Linked DNA regions of Homo sapiens: regions 2 and 3 are each linked to region 1. Evidence: chromatin contacts called from ENCODE Hi-C or POLR2A ChIA-PET data. All regions are on one chromosome and are shown on one strand. Each heading gives the region's core, a stretch centred on a gene start or an enhancer-like site at or near the end of the contact. The rest is flanking DNA. Distances are from core to core; before and after follow the strand shown.

Region 1 (4,878 bases), core at 1,229-3,728:
CGCAGGTGTGTGCCCCCGTGTGTTGCCTCATGAGACCCTGTGCAAAAGTCACCATTGTCTGAAAGCCCCACTTGTATCCTTTAATGTAATCTGATTCAAATTTCTTCCCCTGCAACTTCCCTCTTTTCCTCTTCTTACATAACATAGCTAAAAAACCTGGTGCTGTTTAATCATCTCAGATACCTTCCACTGGCTTCCTGTGATCTTCAAGTGATCTTGTGAGTGAGGTGTTTGGAAAGATGAGACAAAATGAGGAAGAAAGTCTAAAGAAAGCCCTGGAGAGAGCTGGAAAGAAAACCCTCAAATTCAGCGCCAATCATGGTGGCTCACACCTGTAATCCCAGCACTTTGGGAGGCCAAGGTGGGTGGATTGCTTGAGACCAGGAGTTCGAGACCAGCCTGACCAACATGATGAAATCCCTTCTCTACTAAAAATACAAAAATTATCCTGGCATGGTGGTGGGCACCTGTAATCCCAACTACTCAGGAGGCTGAGGTGGGAGAATTGCTTGAACCCAGGAGGTGGAGGTTACAGTAAGCCGAGATCACACCACTACACTCAAGCCTGGGCGATGCAGCAAGACCCTGTCTCAAAAAAACAAAAACAAAAGCAAATACAAAACTCAAATTCAGGGCACTGCATTGTTCTTGGCCCCATTATACAGATGAAAGAACTCTAGGGTCCAAAAGCTCAAAAGAACCTGTACTCCAACCCCAAACTCCTAGCTCTTATCATGCAACTCAACTGCCAGCATCACAGACAAAGCAAAGCTGGAAAAGACCTCACACATGGGGCTGCATGGTGCAGAGAGCATTGCCTCAGCCTCTCATGTCGGCTAGACAACACTGAGTTCAAATCCCTTTCCTGGGACTTAGAAGCTGCCGACTTGGGCAAGCCGTGTCAGCTCTCTGAGCCTCGGTTTCCTTATCTATAGAATGGTAATAATAACAGTATCTCGACCAGGCGTGGTGGCTCACACCTGTAATCCTAGCACTTTGGGAGGCTGAAGCAGGGGATCACCTGAGGTCAGGAGTTCGAGACCAGCATGACCAACATGGTGAAACCCCGTCTCTACTAAAAATACAAAAATTAGCTGGGTGTGGTGGCGGGCACCTGTAATCCCAGCTACTCGGCAGTCTGAGGCAGGAGAATCACTTGAAGCCGGGAGGCAGAGGTTGTAGTGAGCCGAGATCGTGCCATTGCACTCCAGCCTGGGCGACAGAACGAGACTCCGTCTCAAGATAGTAATAATAACAACAACAACAACAGTATCTCTCTCTCAGAGGGGTGTTGTGAAGATCTGATGAAACGAGACATGTAGAGTTCCGAAATGATAGTAAGGACTAGAAAATGTATGTTGTTGTTAGAATTAGTACAAAACTGAGGCCCAAGTTTACACAAATTAGGTAATGGCAGATCCAGGCTTAGCAGCTGGTCTTGCAGCTCTCACTCCAGCATATTATTTCCTTTTTTTTTCTTCTTGAGATGGAGTCTCGCTCTGTCGCCCAGGCTAGAATGCAGTGGCGTGATCTCAGCTCACTGCAACCTCCGCCTCCCAGGTTCAAGCGATTCTCCTGCCTCAGCCTCCTGAGTAGCTACGACTAGAGGGGTGCGCCACCGCGCCTGGCAAATTTTTTCTATATTTAGTAGAGATAGGGTTTCATCATGTTGGCCAGGCTGGTCTCAAACTCTTGACCTCAAGTGATCTGCCCGCCTCGACCTCCCAAAGTGCTGGGATTACAGACGTGAGCCACCGCAGCTCTTGTATTTTCACCAAGAGAGTTTCTTGCTACTTACTCTTCCACCAAAAACAGTGATAATACTAATTATTTTAGTTATTACAGCTGAGACTCTGTGTTCCAGATCCCATCTTAACACCTTACACCTGCTCATCAAATCATTGTGACAACCTTGTAACATAGGTCCCATCATTATCCTTAGTTTATAGATGAGGAAACTGAGGCCCAGAAAGCAAGAGAACCTTGCCCAAGGTCACACAGCTAGTAGACAGCAGGGCTAGGATGCAAAGGCAGGCAGCCGGCCCCAGAGTCCACCTTGTAATCTCTGCACTCACTGCTTTCCATTAAACTTCTTGGGGATTTACCGCAAATCATGGTTACTTTTCTTTACTATTATCTCTATATATATATCAATTGACTTTCACTTACACAAGTAATATGTGAATGAATACATTCTAAAAAACAAAAACAAAATTAGGGCATGACTGACAAAACTAAACTCTGCTTGGACATTACTCTTATTTTCCACTGTGAGTAGTTTGGTAAGAATCCTCTCAGCCTTTTGCCTACACGTTTACATATGTACTTTACTGCCACTTTGCATACTCTTCCCACTGGGCCTCTAGAAAACAGTAGCTGAGACGGCAAACTTGAGACTGAAGAAAGGTTGTGGGGGCTGGAGATGGTATCACTTTCTGTTTTCTGTAGATCAGTTACCTATAAATATTCTGAAAGCTTCCCGGCAGGTGACTCAGCCAATGGGCCAGAGAGTTGGATGCATAATTAGGTTTCCTTGGCTATCTGCAGAGACAAAACCAGAGAAGGTGGGCTGTCTCTATCCAATATGGCTGCCACTCACCAAATGGGGTTTTGGGCCCTTGAAATGTGGCTTGTCCGAACTGAGATGGGATATAAGTGCAAAATACCAGATTTTGTAGCCTTATACAAAAAAAAAAAAAGAGGATAACATAGCTCATGCTTTTTTAAAAAAAACCTTTCCTATGGTGCTAAATTAATTTCTTTTCTTTCTTTCTTTCTTTCATTCATTTTCTTTCCTTCCTTCTTTCTTTTTTTTCTTATTTCTATGAGTCAGGGTTTCACTCTGTCACCCAAGCTGTAATGGCCTCACAAGTAGCTGGGACTTGTGTATGTGTAATCACTTCTAGCTAATTTTCTTTACTTCCTTCCTTCCTTTCTTTCTTTCTTTCTTTCTTTTCTTTCTTTCGAAACAGGGTTTCACTATGTTGCCCAGACTGGTCTCAAATTCCTGGCTTCAAGCAATCCTCTCACTTTGGCCTCCCAAAGTGCTAGGATTACAGGCATGAGCCACTGCACCTAGCCTTGAAATACTTTCTTTTTTTTCTCTCTCTCTTTTTTTTTTTGAGATGGACTGTCTTGTCACCCAGGCTGGAGTACAATGGCATGATCTTGGCTCACTATAACCTCCACCTCCCAGATTCAAGCTATTCTACTGCCTCAGCCTCTCAAGTAGTTGGGATTACAGGTGCCTACCACCGTGCCCGGCTAATTTTTGTATTTTTAGTAGAGACGGGGTTTCACCATGTTGGCCAGGCTGGTCTTGAACTCCTGACCTCAGGTGATCCACCCGACTCGGCCTCCCAAAGTGCCAGGATTACAGGCATGAGCCACTGTGCCCGACCAGAATGCTTTCTTTATATTGATTACGTGTTAAAATGGTCATTTTTAAAATATATCAGGTTAAATTAAATATATCATTTAAATTAACTTCAGCTTTTTTAATGAGGCTACTGGAAAAATTAAAAGTCCATATGTGGTTTGAATTCTTTTTTTTTTTTTTTAAACACACTCTGTTGCCCAGGCTGGAGTGCAGTGGCGAGATCTTGGCTCCCTGCAACCTCTGCCTCCCAGATTCAAGCGATTCTCCCGCCTCAACCTCCCAAGTAGCTGGGACTACAGGCGCCCACCATCACACCTGGCTAATTTTTGTATTTTTAGTTGAGAGGGGGTTTCACCATGTTAGCCAGGCTGGTCTCGAACTCCCGGCCTCAAGGGATCCATCCGCCTTGGCCTCCCACAGTGCTGGGATTACAGGCGTGAGCCACCGTGCCCGGCCTTGAATTCTATTTCTAATGGATAGCGCTGTTCTAAACAGTTGCTTGAGGAGACACTATTTTAAAAAATTATCTGAGAATGGTAATGATAGTTCGATTGTATCAGGTGCTCTAAGATGAGGTTGCAGGCTAAACACTTCCCATTGCTTATCTCTTCCATTCCTTCACAACAGTTGCATGAGCTAAGCACTATTCTTACCTCCATTTTGCAGAGGAGGAAACTGAAGCTCAGAGAAGTGAAGTCATTTGCCCAAGGTCACACAGCCAGGAAGCAGCCAAGCAGCAATCTGAACACATCCCTCAAGGGATTAACCCTGTGGATGACAGGACAAGAAAACCATTCACAGGGACCCGCCTCAGAGATGAGTATAGTCAGAAGAAAGTCCTGGAAAAGCCAGGTTCCAATGGGATAATACAAGCCCATCTCATTCACAGCCCTTTTTTTTTTTTTTTTTTTCTTTTTGAGACGGAGTTTTGGGTCTTGGTCTGTCACCCAGGCTGGAGTGCAGTCGCATGATCTCGGCTCACCGCAACCTCCACCTCCCCGGTTCAAGTGATTCTCCTGCCTCAGCCTCCTGAGTAGCTGGGATTACAGGTGTGCACCACCACACCTGGCTTTTTTTTTTTTTTTTTTTTGAGACAGAGTCTCACTCTATCGCCCAGGCTAGAGTGCAGTGGCTCGATCTTGGCTCACTGCAACCTCTGCTGCCCAGGTTCAAGTGATTCTCCTGCCTCAGCCTCCTGAGTAGCTGGGATTACAGGTGCCTGCCATCACGCCTGGCTAATTTTGTATTTTTAGTACAGACGGGTTTTCACCATGTTGGCCAGGCTGGTCTTGAACTCCTGACCTCGTGATCCGCTCGTCTCGTCCTCCCAAAGTGCTGGGATTACAGGTGTGAGCCACCGTGCCCAGCTTAATTTTTGTATTTTTAGTAGAGATGGGGTTTCACCATGTTGGCCAGGCTGGTCTTGAACTCCTGACCTCATGTGATCTGCCCACCTCAGCTTCCCAAAGTGCTAGGATTACAGGCATGAGCCACTGTGC
Region 2 (4,878 bases), core at 704-3,203, 210 kb after region 1:
ATAAACAGAAGGAAAATCTTCTCCCCAGCCTAAAGGGCCAGTACAAGTAGGCATATATCAGATAGCTGGTCTTAATTGCTTGTTACTTCCTTACTTAATTTTTGAATTATTTGGTATTATGTGACATTTTCTAACACCTGAAAACAAACTGAAGCCACAGCTTTAATAGAGGCCCTTACTTCTGTAACATAATTAGTGCCCTGTCTCTGCTATTCATAACTTACAATAAGTATGACCTCCCAGATGATTTGTTTGTTGCCTCCTCCTGTCCAGAAACATTGCTAACAGCATTTGGCATTTGAGGAAGATACTGTTGCAGGCCAGAAAGGAGTGAAGTGACCTTTTCAGTAACTTAACCTTCAACTCTGCAGTTTGTGGAAGGCAGACCAGTGATTCATACCAAGTTTGTAATTTGCACAAGTTCCCAAGCCACAGTTGAGCCAGAATAGATAATTCCACATTAAGTATTGGTATTTAAACAGAATTATTGAAGTTAAAGGAAGAACATTTTTATTTTTAAAAGGATGACTTTAAGTTTCTTTGCCTTCACACAATTGTTTCCTAATCCTCATGTCAGCACTTTTCACTGCTTTTTAAGACAAGGCAACTGCCCAGAATAGTCTGGAAATTATCTTCTCTAGTTAATGAAGTATTCTAGACATAGGTGTAAGTGTATGTGGAGGCTCATTAATTTGATTAATTCTTAAGTTGTCTCATAATTACTAAGCTAGCAAGGAATAGCTAACTATTTTGTTTGGAATTCTCAAACACAAAATGAACCGCTTACTACAGCTTTGATTTTGTTGTTTGAGTTTTGCCTATAGTTTCCATTTTCACACTTTTTTTTTTTTTTGAGACAGATTTTCGCTCTTGTTGCCCAGGCTGGCGTGCAGTGGCGCAGTCTCGGCTCACCACAACCTCTGCCTCCCAGGTTCAAGGGATTCTACTGCCTCAGTCTCCTGAGTAGCTGGGATTACAGGCATGTGCTACCACGCCTGGCTAATTTTGATTTTTAATAGAAATGGGGTTTCACCATGTTGGCCAGGCTGGTCTTGAACTCCTGACCTCAGGTGATCCACCTGCCTTGGCCTCCCAAAGTGCTGGGATTACAGGCGTAAGCCACCTCATGCGGCCATTTTCACATGTTTTATTACAGGGTTGAACTTTTCAGTCCATCCTTTGAGCTTCATTACCTTCACTTTTGAATTAACTTCTGCTTAGAGATCTTGTTCTTGACGTAGTCTTGATCTCTGGAGAATCAAAAGACACAGATTTCATTGTGATTAATGTGGAATGGAAACTTCTTTTTTCTTCTTCTTCTTTTTTTTTTTTTTTTTTTTTTTTTTGAGATGGAGTCTCACTCACCCTGTCGCCCAGGCTGGAGTGCAATGGCGCAATCTTTGCTTACTGCAATCTCTGCCTCCCAGGTTCAGGCAATTCTGTCTCAGCCTCCCAAGTAGCTGAGACTACAGGTGCCTACCACCAAGTCCAGCTAATTTTTGTATTTTTAGTAGAGACAGGGTTTTGCCATGTTGGCCAGGCTGGTCTCGAACTCCTGACCTCAGGTGATCCACCCGCCTCGACCTCCCAAAGTGCTGGGATTATAGGCATGAGCCACCGCGACTGGCCAGAAACATCTTTCTTCTTTTTTTTTTTCCTCTTCTTTTTTCTTTTTTGAGACAGAGTCTCGCTTTGTCACCCAGGCTGGAGTGCAGTGGCTCAATCACAGCTCACTGCAACCTCTGCTTCCTGGGTTCAAGCGATTCTCCTGCCTCAGTTACCCAGCTAGGTGGTATTACAGTCATGCGCCACCATACCTGGGTCATTTTTGTATTTTTAGTAGAGATGAAGTTTCACCATGTTAGCCAGGCTGGTCTCAAACTCCTGACCTCAAGTGATCTGTTTACCTCAGCCTCCCAAAGTGCGGGATTATAGGTGTGAGCCACTGCACTGGGCCGGAAACTTCTTGCAAAGGGAGTATTTCACTTGCTTGTTAAAACAGGAAGTGCAGCATAATCTATATAATTTTACCTCCATAGAACTGAAAGGACTGTTGTTAGTCAAAAAGCACATGACATTTTTCTGTATAACTTGACAGAATATATTTGTTGAATATATTTTTTCAGTCATCCTGCTTTTCATTCATTTTGGATTTTTTTTTTTTTTTTTTTTTTTTTTTTTTGAGATGGAGTCTCAATCTGTTGCCCAGGCTGGAGTGCAGTGGTGCGATCTCAGCTCCCTGTGCAACCTCCGCCTCCTGGGTTCAAACGATTCTCCTGCCTCAGCCTTCCGAGTAGCTGGGACTACAGGCATGCGCCACCAGGCATGGCTAATTTTTTTCATTTTTAAAATAGAGACAGTGTCTTGCTCTTTCACCCAGACTGGATTGCAGTGGCACAGTGATAGCTCACTGCAGCCTCAACCTCCTGGCTCAAGCGACTCTCCGTTTGGGATAATTATTTGCAGATACAACATTTCACAGTCTTGAATCACAGGGGAGTGTTTTTTGTTTTGTTGGGGTTTTTTTTGAGGCAGGTCTTGCTGTGTCACCCAGGCTCATGTACAGTGGCACGATCACAGCTCCCGGGCTCAAGTGATCCTTCTACCCCTGTCCCCCAAGCAGCTCGGACCACAGGTGTGTGCCACCATGCCTGGCTAATTTTTTGTATTTTTAGTAGAGACGGAGGTTTTACCATGTTGCCCAGGTTGCTCTTGAACTCCTGAGCTTAAATGATACACCCGCCTCAGCCTCCCACAGTGCTGGGATTACAGGCATGAGCCACTGCACCCCGTCGGGAGCGTTCTTAAGTGCCCAAATAGTTGAGGTTTAAGAAATGTTGATATAGGCTGGATGCGGTTGCTCATGCCTGTAATCCCAGAACTTTAGGAGCCCAAGGCTGTGTTGGGGGGCAATCACTTGAGGTCAGGAGTTTGAGACCAGCCTGGCCAACATGGCGAAACCCCATGTCTGTATTACAGATAGAAAAATTAGCCAAGCATGGTGGTGGGTGCCTGTAATACCAGCTACTCGGGAGGCTGAGGCAGGAGAGTCACTTGAACCTGGGAGGCGAAGGTTGCAGTGACCTGAGATTGCGCCACTGCACTCCAGCCTAGGCCACAGAGTGAGACTCCATCTCAAAAAAGAAAGAAAGAAAAAAAAAAGAAATGTTGATATAAATGTGATCTGTTCCATTGGATAGGAAATTGAGTTTCTACTCTGATCTCATTTTTTTTCTAGTTACAGTGCTTCATGCTGTGATGTCTTTAGACAAATGAGGCTGGCTCTGAGAACACTAAAGTCTTTGAAAAGCCTCAGCATCTGAAAAGATGCCTGTCGTACTGCAATAAATATTGCTTAGCCCCCTTTCTCATTAGATGGCCCCTTACTGCAGAAAGTCTGTAAAAGCAGATACCCTTATTCCTTAGAGTGCAGAGGGTCTCCTGATACTTCTGTTATTCAATTATTGTGATCCTGCCAGATTCTTATTCAGTTTCTCCTCTAGAGTTTCAACTCACTATCAAGTACCCATCCTAGTAGGCAGGAGATGTGTTTCACTGATGGAAAGACAATCCATGTAGAGCCAGTATGCTTCTTTGGAATGCGAGGCTTGATGTAAGATGCCTTGAGATCATCAAAGATGCAAGGAATAAAGCTATTACCTTTGGATACTACTTAATATTTGAAATTCTTCCAGAGTGTACATTAAATACATTTTTGGACAAAATCAAATTGTTTTTCTTCATTGATGCTTATATTAAAATTGAAGTTTAGTATTTATTCTCTAGGCATCGCGTTCTTCTAGAAAACGTTTGCTTTGTAGGTAACTGCATGTCAGTCTGAAGATGAGTGCAGTAGGAGGGGTTTAAAATAATTGCAACATCATGTTGATGGCTGTTAATGGAGGACAGGACTGGAGACGCTCTTGCTGATTTTGACTAGTTCAGAAGTCTTTCTTATAGTAAGCCTTTTGCAATTACACAGTTAGGTGACTGTGTAATTGGGAAGATAGGATTTTTAAGATAGCTATCATTTGGTTATAACTACCTTTTTTTATTTTTTATTTTTTGAGACAGGGTCTCGCTCTGTCGCTCAGGCTGAAGTGCAAGTAGTGTGATCACAGCTCATTGCAGCATTGACCTCCTGGACTCAAGCAGTCCTCCCACCCTCAGCCTCCTGTTTAGCTGGAACTACAGGTGTGTGCCACCATCCCTGGCTGATTTTTAAATTTTTTTGTAGAGACGGGTTTTGCTATGTTGCCTAGGCTGGTCTCGAATTCCTTGGCTCAAACAATCCTCCTACCTCAGCCTCCCAATATGCTGGGATTACAGGTATGAGCTACCACGCCTGGTCATAACTACCATTTTACATGGTTATACCATTTTGGCAAAGACAAAAACATGTTAATTAGAAAAATGAAAATTGCTTAAGAATTTTCTTCTTGGCTGGGCTCAGTGGCCCATTCCTGTAATTCTAGCATTTTGGGAGGCCGAAGCAGGAGGATCACTTCAGCCTAGGAGTTCAAGACCACCCTGGGCAACATGGCGAGGACCCATCCCTACAAAAAATAAATAGCTGGGTATGGTGGCACATGCCTGTAGTCCCAGATATTCAGGAGGCTGAAATGGGAGAATCTCTTGAGCTCAGGAGTTTGAGGCCGCAGTGAGCTATTACTACACCACTGCATTCCAGTCTGGGTGACAGAGTGAGACCCCATTTCTTTTTTTTTTTTTTTTTTTTCCCCTGAGGCTGAGTCTTGCTCTGTCGCCCAGGCTGGGGTGCAGTGATGCAATCTTGGCTCATTGCAACCTCCACCTCCCAGGTTCAAGTGATTCTCCTGCCTCAGCATCCCAAGAAGCTGGGATTACAGGCACGCACCA
Region 3 (4,878 bases), core at 703-3,202, 130 kb before region 1:
CAGAGACACACACGGACACAGAGATATACAGAGACACACACCGGTGCAGACACGCAGAGACACACAGAAACAGAGACACAGAGACATATGGAGATGCACACAGATACTGAGACACACACGGGTACACACATACATGGACACACAGACACAGAGACACACTCAGATACACAAAGAGATATACACAGACATATATACAGACACATAGATACAAACACACAGAGACACAGACACTCAGAAACACAGATATACACACATGTACACAGACACACCCAGAGTAGCAGATCCAGCACGCCCCCAGCTCCCACTTCCCATTTGTGAGTGTTTGCCACACCTCGGGTGGCCAGGGGCGTCTCAGGATCCACACTTTGGCTCCAGCATGGCCCCTCCCCCGGGCTAGTCCCTGTTACATCTGGTGGACCGCATCTGCATCCATGTCTCTGCATATCTGGGGGTGGCCTGTGCTGGTCTCCAGCTCAGAGGTTTCCAGGGGCCTTGATGGACTCACATGGTTCCCACTCCCTGTTCCCGCTTTTACTTCTCGCTCCTCGGCCCCAGCCCAGAGGTGGCCCCAGTACCCAAAGCCCTTAGTAATGTGTGTGACAGGCACGAGGCTACAGAACAAAACATTTATTCTTTCGGTTATGTTGCAAAGGTGGCCCCATGCATGCACCTCACATGGTTACTTTCTTCCTGGATCTGAAGTCATCCACCTTCTCAGGCAGGCTGTCTCCGCGCACTTCCTTACTCCGATTCTCCTTCAGGATATAATTGTCGAGAACCAGCTGCCGAAGGCTGCTGTGGTCCAGGGGCTGTTCCACTGCACCAAGATCAGATTTGTGTGAGGTGCTGGGAAATCAACCCCAGGGCTGGGGCTAAGCCTGGTTTGGCGTCCCTCCATAGCACTGGGGAGTGGAGCATGGAAATTCTCAGGTTTCAAGGAGGGGGAGAATGAACAGAAATATACTTCTTGGGGCTGCCCAGACAATGACTAGTTTTTCTCCCAGACAAGGATGTGAAGAATGTCTGGTTTAATGTTAAGGAGTTAGGGCCACCATGTGCAGTTGTTCAGGATGTGCACTGCACAAAGACACCTGAGGAGAGCGGTAGATGGATGGGCTGAAATCCAGCCCCCACTTGATTGCTGAGCCATAGCTACCCAGAAGGGGCAACTTTTTCTAATTTAATCTACCCAGAAGTGGCCCTTCTAATTCACACCTGTAGGCCATAGAGGCCAGTGGGCTGGGAGAACCTAATGTTCATCAACATTCCCTTGAACAGATGTGAAGACAGTATCTGTACATTTCTGACCTTGTGAGGACGACTTAACCAGCAGCTTGGCCCACCTCTCCCCCCAACCTTTTAGGAACTGAAAGGGCGGTGGAAGTTGTGCTGAGATGGGTGGCATCTGACCTAGCTTTCACTCCTGCTGCGTTTCAGTCTCCTCAGCTGAAACACACAGGATCTCTGTGTGTGCGTGTGTGTGTGCATGTGTTGTGTGCATGTGTGTGTGTGCACGTGTGCTTGTTGGGGGTCTCTACATCCTTGGCACACTTGAAATGCTGCTCAGAGAAATGGGGGCAGCTTTTAAAAAATTGATTTTTTCCCCTACTTACTAAAGTCATGCAAGGTCATTGTAAGAGAAAATTTCAAACAATACAGAATTGTTTAACTTAGAAATGCAACATTATTTGCAAACCACCATCCAGAATTATCCACTGTAACAGGTGGCTTATACACCTCTGTTTGGTTTTTTATGCATAATCTAGAAACCTTCCTCCTTCCCTTTCTCTCATCGCCCCTCCCTCCTCCTCCTCCTCCTCCTCCTCCTCTTCCTGCCTCTGAGCCTTCCTCCCTCTCTCCCTCTCCCTCCCCCTCTCACATGTCTTATATCTCTTATTACGTATCAGGGTTGTGAAGTGCTGTCCTGTGCATTGTGAGATTTTTAGCAGCATCCTTGGCCACTAGATGACAGCAGCACCGTCACTTTCAGTTGTGACAACCAAAAATATCTTCAGATATTGCCAAATGTCCCATAAAGGGTAAATCACCCCTGACTGAGGACTACTGGCAAAAAAAAAGTATATATATTATATATATATTATATATTATATTATTATAATATATAATATATATTATATTATATAATATATATTATAATAATATAATATATATTTTATATAATATATATTATAATAATATAATATATATTTTATATAATATATATTATATATAATATAATATATATTATATATAATATTATATATATACACACACACATATATACACATACACACACACATATATATACATACACGTGTGTGTGTACACACGCATGTGTGTGCCTGTGTATTGCATGCATATGTAGAGAATGTTTTTAGAAAGATGGGATTATACAATACAGTACTTCTCAGGATGCCCAGACAATTGTGCAACTGACTGTTTTCCCTTTTTGTCTTAATATCAAGGGCATCTTCCTAGTCTCTTCATATTGGCCCTGTGCCTTATTTTTGGGGCTGCTTAGAATTCCACTGCATGGGTGGATGAGCTGGACCTTATTTAACCAATCTCTAAGGGGTGGGCATTATACTTGTTTCCAGTTTGGGGCTGCAGTGAACAGCCTCCACTCCTCCACCTTTCATCTTCCACCCTTGAGTAGTCCTTCTGGAAGGATCGGTTCCCATATATGTGGCCAAACTGCTCTCCAAAAAGCAGGTGAGGTCAATTTGATTCCCACCTTCAGAGTGAAGGCCTGGCTCCCCACATGAGGAGGATGAGTGAGTTTCCACCTTGGAAAAGAAGGAAGATCAATGGGCTGGTGTTGGAAGAGCCACAGTTGACCATTTCGCTTCTGGCATGGACCAGGTTGAAGCTGCTTCAACCGTGGGGTTAGGGGACAAAAATGGGGAGGGGCCAAGGATGGGTCCTGGAGGCACAATGGGTCAGGGAAAGGGTGGTCATAGGTGAGTGAGACTCAGGAGCATAGATAGGGTGAGCATGAGACACTGAGTCTGGGAACTCTGTTTACTCATAACTTGCCAACTTGTAAACTTTTGATATTTTAAGGTTCATTTTAAATGATCAAAAGGTAGTTTTGACTTTTAAAAATATCCAAAATAACTAAACTTCAGGATCTGTGTCACCCTAGCATCATAGAGAGAAAAGTCCCCAAGCAAGTGACACCAAGTGACCACAGCCAAGATGGCACCCAAGGGAACTGGCAGGCCACAAGAGCTCATAAAGAGAGGAAACCGAGGTTCAACACTGCAGACCCTCTCGGGCACCTGGACACGGTCTCCCCAGACCTGAAGGCACAGGTTCCCTAGCAACCTGTGCAGATTGAGAGAGAGAGAACTCACCATCATCCAACCTGTCGCTGAAGGGGTCAGCCCCCAGCACTGGGGGGATGACTTTGATGGGTTCTGGGGGCTTGAGGAGGGCAGAGCCACCCCAGAAAGGGTTGATGAAGGGTGGCGGGATCTCAGCCTCTGCCCCTTCCACTTCCAGGATGCGCCTGTAGGTCTCCAACAGCAGCAGGTCGTTGGTCTTCTTTTCAATGATGGCTGGAGAACAAGAAGCAGGACCAAGATGGCTGCCGAGAGACCTGGGCCTGGGGGCACTGTGGGTGGTGCCACCACTGCAGAGGGCGGGGAGGAGCAGGAAGTACAGGAGGTGCGGGATCTGGGCTCTGACAAGGAAAAGGCTTTCTCCTGGGCGTCACTATGCATTCTCAACAGGACAACATCACTCCTCACCCTTAGAGGCTGAAATTTGGTTCTTGAGAGAAAAATAATTGACTTTTTTTTTTTTTTGACAAGGTCTGGCTCTGTTGCCCAGGCTGAAGTGCAGTGGCATGATCTTGGCTCACTGCGACCTCAAACTCCCAGTTCAAGTGATTCTCCTGCTTCAGTCTTCCGAGTAGCTGCAACCAAAGACATATGACACCGTGCCCAGCTAATTTTTGTATTTTTTATAGACACTGTGTCTGGCTGATCTTGAACTCCTAGGCTCAAGTGATCCTTCCGCATCAGCCTCCTAAAGTGCTGGAATTACAGGCGTGAGCCATCGTGCCTGGCTTCTGACTTCTTAATGTATACAACACAGATACGCACAGGACATAAGCAGACATACGGTATCTCAATGATATTAAAATGTTACATTCACAAGGAGGGCAATTAGGAAAATATGTCTAGAGAGGCTCCTTAGCAGGATGATGACGAAAAGAAGGTTGAGAAACACCAGGTTACACTAAAAATTGGGAGCCCCACCTTAAACTCCTGGCTTGCCCCAGTGTTCTCTGTTTCAAGTCTCCAGGCCTTTGCTTATGCTGTTCCTTCTGCCAGAATGCCTTTCCCTACACACTTCCTGAATAACCCCCTAGAGGTGTTTTAAAACTCAGGTCACTCCTCGCTACCTGCAGGAATGCTTCCCTGGCCTGCCTCATTCAGGGGACATCCCCTTGCACTGTAGCTCCATAGCCCCATGCAGTCACAAGAGCATTCATTCACTCACTCATTCATTCATTCATTTGCAAATGATTACTCAATGTCTACCACGCCATGCACCGTGCTAGACGCTAAGGATGCAATGGAGGAAAAACAAAACAATGACAACACTAACAACAAAAATACAGCCCTTGCCCTACCAGAGCTTCAGTATGTATGGAGGCATAGAAAGAAAGCCAAGTTCAACAATTGAACCAATCACTACAGGCAGCCCTGGCCATCCCGATGTTCATTATCTGATTCAATAACTACTGGATTTGGGTATGTTTTTTGAATAAACCTCACACTATCCAGACTGCTGCTATTCTATCTGAAAATCAGGGATCAAAAATATTACCATCCAGGCCGGGCACAATGGCTCCTGCCTGTAATCCCA

Evidence for each region. Hi-C counts contacts between places; a loop is a spot of excess contacts on that map. ChIA-PET counts read pairs that join two places held with the same protein, here RNA polymerase II (POLR2A). Pooled maps may share reads with other maps.
Region 2: a loop to region 1 is called in a pooled map, with 5 times the contacts of the local background. The contact joins two enhancer-like sites. A Hi-C loop is called at or near these places in 11 of 50 pooled maps. POLR2A ChIA-PET finds 5 or more read pairs at or near these places in 4 of 52 experiments (A673, B cell, GM12878 and 1 more).
Region 3: a loop to region 1 is called in a map with no recorded cell type, with 8 times the contacts of the local background. The contact joins two enhancer-like sites. A Hi-C loop is called at or near these places in 6 of 37 single-sample maps with no recorded cell type and 5 of 50 pooled maps.

The regions. Positions count from the first base shown.
Region 1 is chr12:110,774,216-110,779,093 of GRCh38, reverse strand. No RefSeq gene overlaps it. Among named protein-coding and RNA genes, the nearest start is that of PPP1CC, 34 kb to the right of the region's middle. RefSeq lists an enhancer at 2,297-2,636. Within about 2 kb of position 2,478, at least 2 of the 41 ENCODE cell types and tissues checked have a DNase peak (open chromatin) inside an H3K27ac peak, as active enhancers do; they include GM12878, where a contact is called at or near this core.
Region 2 is chr12:110,559,591-110,564,468 of GRCh38, reverse strand. All of the region lies in intron 1 of PPTC7 (protein phosphatase targeting COQ7), which reads left to right. Among named protein-coding and RNA genes, the nearest start is that of PPTC7, 21 kb to the left of the region's middle. Within about 2 kb of position 1,953, at least 9 of the 41 ENCODE cell types and tissues checked have a DNase peak (open chromatin) inside an H3K27ac peak, as active enhancers do; they include GM12878, where a contact is called at or near this core.
Region 3 is chr12:110,903,270-110,908,147 of GRCh38, reverse strand. CCDC63 (coiled-coil domain containing 63) reads right to left here. Exons shown (of 12, transcript NM_152591.3): 11 at 3,357-3,560; 12 at 613-817. The coding sequence ends at 672. Among named protein-coding and RNA genes, the nearest start is that of MYL2, 15 kb to the left of the region's middle. Within about 2 kb of position 1,952, at least 3 of the 41 ENCODE cell types and tissues checked have a DNase peak (open chromatin) inside an H3K27ac peak, as active enhancers do.